Regions from separate parts of the Mus musculus genome. Here region 1 is linked to region 2. The links are chromatin contacts, found by POLR2A ChIA-PET in ENCODE. All regions are on one chromosome and are shown on one strand. The core of a region is the stretch at or near the end of the contact, and the rest is flanking DNA. Distances in the headings are between cores, read along the strand shown. Region 1 holds the start of Eif3k (eukaryotic translation initiation factor 3, subunit K). Region 2 holds the start of Sars2 (seryl-aminoacyl-tRNA synthetase 2).

The links. ChIA-PET counts read pairs that join two places held with the same protein, here RNA polymerase II (POLR2A).
Region 1: POLR2A ChIA-PET joins it to region 2 with 13 read pairs in embryonic stem cell. The contact joins the promoter of Eif3k here to the promoter of Sars2 in region 2. POLR2A ChIA-PET finds 5 or more read pairs at or near these places in 4 of 5 experiments (Patski and embryonic stem cell).

What each region holds. Positions count from the first base shown.
Region 1 is chr7:28,980,473-28,983,172 of GRCm38, reverse strand. It overlaps Eif3k (eukaryotic translation initiation factor 3, subunit K), which reads left to right and starts at 1,285. Exons shown (of 8, transcript NM_028659.3): 1 at 1,285-1,499; 2 at 2,631-2,700. The coding sequence starts at 1,441. Map4k1 (mitogen-activated protein kinase kinase kinase kinase 1) reads right to left here and starts at 319. Exons shown (of 32, transcript NM_008279.2): 1 at 119-319. The coding sequence starts at 217.
Region 2 is chr7:28,740,627-28,743,326 of GRCm38, reverse strand. Sars2 (seryl-aminoacyl-tRNA synthetase 2) reads right to left here and starts at 1,359. Exons shown (of 16, transcript NM_023637.3): 1 at 1,045-1,359. The coding sequence starts at 1,311. Mrps12 (mitochondrial ribosomal protein S12) reads left to right here and starts at 1,506. Exons shown (of 3, transcript NM_011885.5): 1 at 1,506-1,562; 2 at 1,773-1,840. The coding sequence starts at 1,792.

The DNA of each region.
Region 1 (2,700 bases), core at 36-2,535, 240 kb before region 2:
GCCATCCTCAGCATCTCTGAACCAAGGCCAAGGCCTGGCATTCTCTTACACTCCTGCTTGCCAGCCTCTCCCCAACTATCCCAGGGTTGTGGTGGAGGAGACAGAAGGGCTTTCTCACCTTGAATACTTCTCCATAAGTTCCACCACCCAGTCGTTGCAGTAGATCATAGTGTTCTCGAGGGTCCTTATTAAAAATGTCGGGGTCCACAAGGGCCATTCCTGGAGGCCGGGGCTGGGCCAGTGCCCAGGGGGCCAACAGGGCCTCAGGGTTCAAGCTTTGGTATTACCTTCTGTCTCCACACAAGTCCTGGGCCCGCCTTGACTCTGTGGGCTGTGGCCTTCCCCCTCCCCACTCTCGCTTCCTGCCCCAGCTGCAGGGCTGTGCAGAGGGCTGCACAGAGGGCTCCACCCCCGTCCCCTGGGTTCTGAGAGTTTGATCGCCTTGGGACCCATGGGACTCCCCTTTACCCACTGAAGGACACTATGTAAATAAGATGCAAAAGTTCTTAAATGCAACCTGGGGCTGACCTAGCACCCTCTCCCCAACACTCTATTTTGGGAGGAGTCATAGGTTACGGTTGAACCTCTGCTGGGTTCTTGAAGATCTGGAATCAAGCCAGAGGTTGCAGGTCTGCACAAAGCTGGCTAGGTTTCACAGAAGACCTGTTTACTCGTGACACATGCATGTGACTTAAGTGACAGCTGAGCTCAGGGCACCTGCCCGCATGGCACATGTCTGTGCAACGCTTCAAACGTGTAGGGAATCTGTGGCAGACGTGGAACACTTGTTAGTAGCCCCTACGCAGAGCCGATGGAGACTACAGGTGTCTTTTGCCTTCCCGGCCTCCTAACAGCACTGTAGCAGTACGGAACCGAGTGGGGACCAGCGAGGAAGTGAAGATACATACAAGATGCTGTCTCAGGCACCCAAGTCGGAGACAAGAAGGGCTTCAGAGAGCATCTCCCACCCGACTAAACTCAAAGAAAAGGAAACAGCAACCCTTCACGGGGCTAAACGCTTAAGGCTACGCATGCGTAGAGAAAATAAAGTCTCCTTTCCCCGTACAACTCCAGCGCACGCGCGTCAGAAGCTTAAGTACTAAGTTTGCGCGGCCCGGGAAAAGCTTAGCCCGCCTCCTGGCGCCTGCGTAGTAAGGCAGACTAAACCTTTTCTCACGCTATTGGTCTCTTTTAAGTGAGCTCATTGCGCATGCGCAAGTTACAACTGCTGGAAGGAAATCACGTGGTAGACAAAAAAAAAAAAAAAAAAAAACAACCGGCGCTGGTGCTGAAAGCGCCTTTCCCTTTGCCTTCCTTGTAGGAGCTGGAGGGAGGGTGTGACGCAGGTTCCGCTTCCTACACCTCTCTTCCGGTCCTCTAGTGCTAAGCACCGTGCCTGGTGTTCGACTCCAGCTGAGGCTGCCGAAGGCAACAGTGATCATGGCGATGTTTGAGCAGATGAGAGCGAACGTGGGCAAGTTGCTCAAGGGTATCGACAGGTCTGAATTCCGCTGAAGGGCGCTCTCTGGCCAAGCGGGGTGGAGAAGACGGGGAGCCAGCCAGGGGTGGCCAGGGCTCCACGCTCCTCCAGAGATGGAGTTTCTCCAAGTTTCTCTCCGTCCCTCAACTTTACCTTTTCTGCTGCCACAGACTCCCGGTGTCTTTTAGTCTCTTCCTTCTCTGTCCTTGTGGACCATCCTACATAGTGTTTTCTGATGTCTATTTGGCCAGTGGGGACCGGAGGTGATGGAAACGGGAACCGGTCCTGCGTTCCTGGACTTAGGTTCCCATTCCATCCTGGCGACAACCCCATTCAGCAGATAGTGACAATAAGGAGCGATCAGGGCCTGGTCAGGTCAAGCCACGTATTGAGATAGGCAGGAGAGGATGGAACTGGGTCAGAACGGGATCGAAGAGAAGGTGTTCAGGAAAACATACGGGCTGCAGAGACTGACTGAGGTTGGAGGCATCCTAGACATGACCAGGGGCTCAAGTAGGGCTAGCTAGAGGCCCATGTTAGGAAAAACATTTACTGGATGTTGTACAGTTAATTGATCAGCTATCTGGGTAGTTCCAGTGGGTGGGACTAACTTATTTATTTTAAGATCGAATGAATGTAATAAAGCTTCCTACAGATTTATTTAAAAAGAAAATAGCAAAGTGAGGAATATCCCATGGCCAGAATAAAAGCTGTAGGAAGAAGAGAGTGATTTCAGGTTAACAAATTACAGTGGTCCCTAAGGACTAGCCTCTGTTCTTCTCTTTGTTTACTCATGTCTGTCTGTGTAGTTATCTCCCTATCTTCCCCCCCCCTTTTTTTGTTTGTTTGTTTGTTTGTTTTTTGAGACAGGGTTTCTCTGTGTAGCCCTGGCTGTCCTGGAACTCACTCTGTAGACTAGGCTGGTCTCGAACTCAGAAATCCGCCTGCCTCTGCCTCCCAAGTGCTGGGACTAAAGGCGTGCGCCACCACTGCTCGGCTCCCTTTTTCCTTTTGAGACAGGTTTTCACTATTAATTGCAGACTAGCTTCAAACTTGCAATCCTCCTGTCCTGCCTCAGCCTCCTAGGTGCTGGGATGAAAGGCATGTAACCACTGTGCCAGGCTGTTCACCCATCTTGATGCTCTTCCAGGTACAATCCTGAGAACTTGGCTACCCTGGAGCGATATGTGGAGACACAAGCCAAAGAGAATGCCTATGAT
Region 2 (2,700 bases), core at 110-2,609:
GGTTTTCTCCTACCACCAGGAAATTGAACTCCGGTTATCAGGTTTGGCAGGAAGTGCCCTATTTGGCTTAGCCACCAGTGCTTACTGGTGAAAAACTAAACATGACAAAAACTTGAAATATGGCTAAAGTGATTGACAATGACTGGTGGTGTGAGAGTCTGTAGTGACCTGAATGAGAAATGTCCCCCATATCCTGACATTTGAACATGGTCAAATGATCAGTGGCTGGTGATGTTTGGGGAGGCTTAGGAGGCGTGGCCTTGCTGGAGGAAATATGTTCCTGGAGGTGGGCTTTGAGAGCTTAAAGCCTCGTCCTGCATCTAGTTTGAGGTCTGTGCTTCATGATTGTGGTTAAAGATGTGTGCTGTCAGCTTACTGCTCTGTGACCTGCTGCTATTCTGCCATTCCCTACCAAGCCCAAAATAAATCCTTCTGTAAGTTGCTTTGTTCATGGTGTTTTATCAAGGCAACAGAGTTGGGAAGATTCATCTATTACATTCGGAATTCACTACCGGCATGGAGACCCCCAATTTTAGTTCCCTATAAGGTAGAATTATGGCGCATAGTCTTAACCTCTGGATCATAAATACATGAACAGATATACCTTAAATATCTGTTTAGCAGGTATTTATCCATTCAACTCCATCAGGATGTTTATAGCAGGATGCAAAGCTCTGTCTCCAAAATTCCCTCTGATTCACACCTCCCTCCTCATTTTTCTTTGTGGCCTAAGGGTGAGCCCGGCACGAAGTTTGAGTACAGAAGACAATGGTATTTAGGTTCTGGGAGTACAGTAGATACCAACTGTCGAATTATGAAATGCATGCAAAAGGGCATGTAGGTCACAGAAGGCATCCACGACGTTCAATAGGGCCTCAGTTCTCCCTAGATCATTGGCACCTAAGTGGGTGTCATGCACAAGACATTGCCTAACTTGGGAAGGAACCCAAATTCCTGTTGAGTAGTTTTTCCCACAACTGGAATGCATCTGGTAAACCCAGTTCTGTAAAGCATCCTGCTCCCTCAGGGCGCAAGCGCACTCACAATCGCAGGCAGGTCGGCCGGCCGCAGCTCCCCCTTGCGGAGCTCCAGGGAGCGCGCGGCTTTTTCTGGGCATGCGCACACCGACTCCATGTCCAAGTAGGGAAGCTCGCTGTAGCCCTCTCGTGCGTGTTCGTACAGGAGGTTCCGGACTCGTTTCTCCGTAGCGAAACTCCTCCTTGGGTTCTGGCTGCACACGCAGCGTCCTCGGGACCGGAGCCCCTGGCGAGCCAGGAAAGGCCACCAAAGCCGCGCCATGGACGCAGCCATCTTGGAGTGGAAACAAGAAGTCACTCATCATGGACGAGCCAATCAGACGCGCAAGGAGATTTCCCGCCCAGGCTTCAGAATCCCTTCCAATGAGGAAAATGGAACTCAGCTAGAATCTGTTATTGTCCAATCGTCATCCTTGTCCCGTCCCTTCAGTGACGCAGGAAAGATCTAGCCAATCACTAAGGAGGAACCCCGGAAGGGGCTGGAGGTAGGGGTTGGCGTGTGTGCGACCCCGCTAGGTTGGTGAGGTGGGTGCAGTTATCTGTGATCCAGATCTCTCCTCTCTCCTCAGTTTCCCCTTCCAGTATCCGGGCAAGGGCGGTTGGGTCCTTGGGGGCCTACTCAGAAGGAGACTGAATTTGCGAGGGGACTTTCTGTTTTAGAGGAGATTCTAGAAGGCTCTGAGAGTGGGTTTCTGGTCCCAACCTCCTTTCTGAATGTCTTCTCTCCTAATACAGGGACGCTGCAGGCGGCGAGATGTCCTGGCCCGGCCTTCTTTATGGCCTCACCACGTCCCTCAGTCGTGGTAAGTGAGCATGGGCCACAGGGACGAGGACAGCTCCCTGGCATTTGCGTGTTTTTGCCAGATTTCGGATGGTATCATCTTTAAGCACGGTGCCTTTTCTATTTTGGAGACAGGGTTTCACTGTAGTCCAGGTCAACTTCCAAATCACTTTGTAGACAGGATGGCCTTGACCTCCTGACTACCGCTTCAATCTCCCAAGTTCTGGAGTTACAGGCGTTTTCTACCACGCTCCCGGCTCAGGGGGCAGGAGGTGGGAAGGTCCTGTGTTCTTAGAGTTTAAGTCAGTCTTAGTCATGGCTCCCCTGCATCGATAGCGGTGAATCCCTGAGATTGCATTGCCTGGTGATATTCTGTCTTAGTTTGTGTAAGTGCACTCTCGATGTCCGTGTAACAATCATACCAACAAATGCTCCTTTCTTGGCATGTCTCCCTGCTTAGGTGTCTCTCAGTAGTGTTTATTCCTTCAGTGTTTATTGATCACCCCCTACAGGTGAGAAGGCCAAGCTAAGAAGTTTAGTGGTGGCGCACACCTTTAATCCCAGCACTCGGGAGGCAGGCAGATTTCTGAGTTCGAGGCCAGGCTGGTCTACAAAGTGAGTTCCAGGACAGCCAGGGCTACACAGAGAAACCCTGTCTCAAAAAACCAAAAAAAAAAAAAAAAAAAGAAGAAGAAGAAGTTTAGTTATTCATTCACGTGCTATTTTTCTAATTCTAAGACGGGCCACCCATTGGAGGACAACTTTTATGTTCCTAGACATTGCCCAGACATCAGGTTTGTACACAGTGTTCTGAGGGAGGCAGGCATTGGGTATTCCATTCACATGGTATTTCGAGACAGGGTTTCTCTGTGTAGCCCTGGC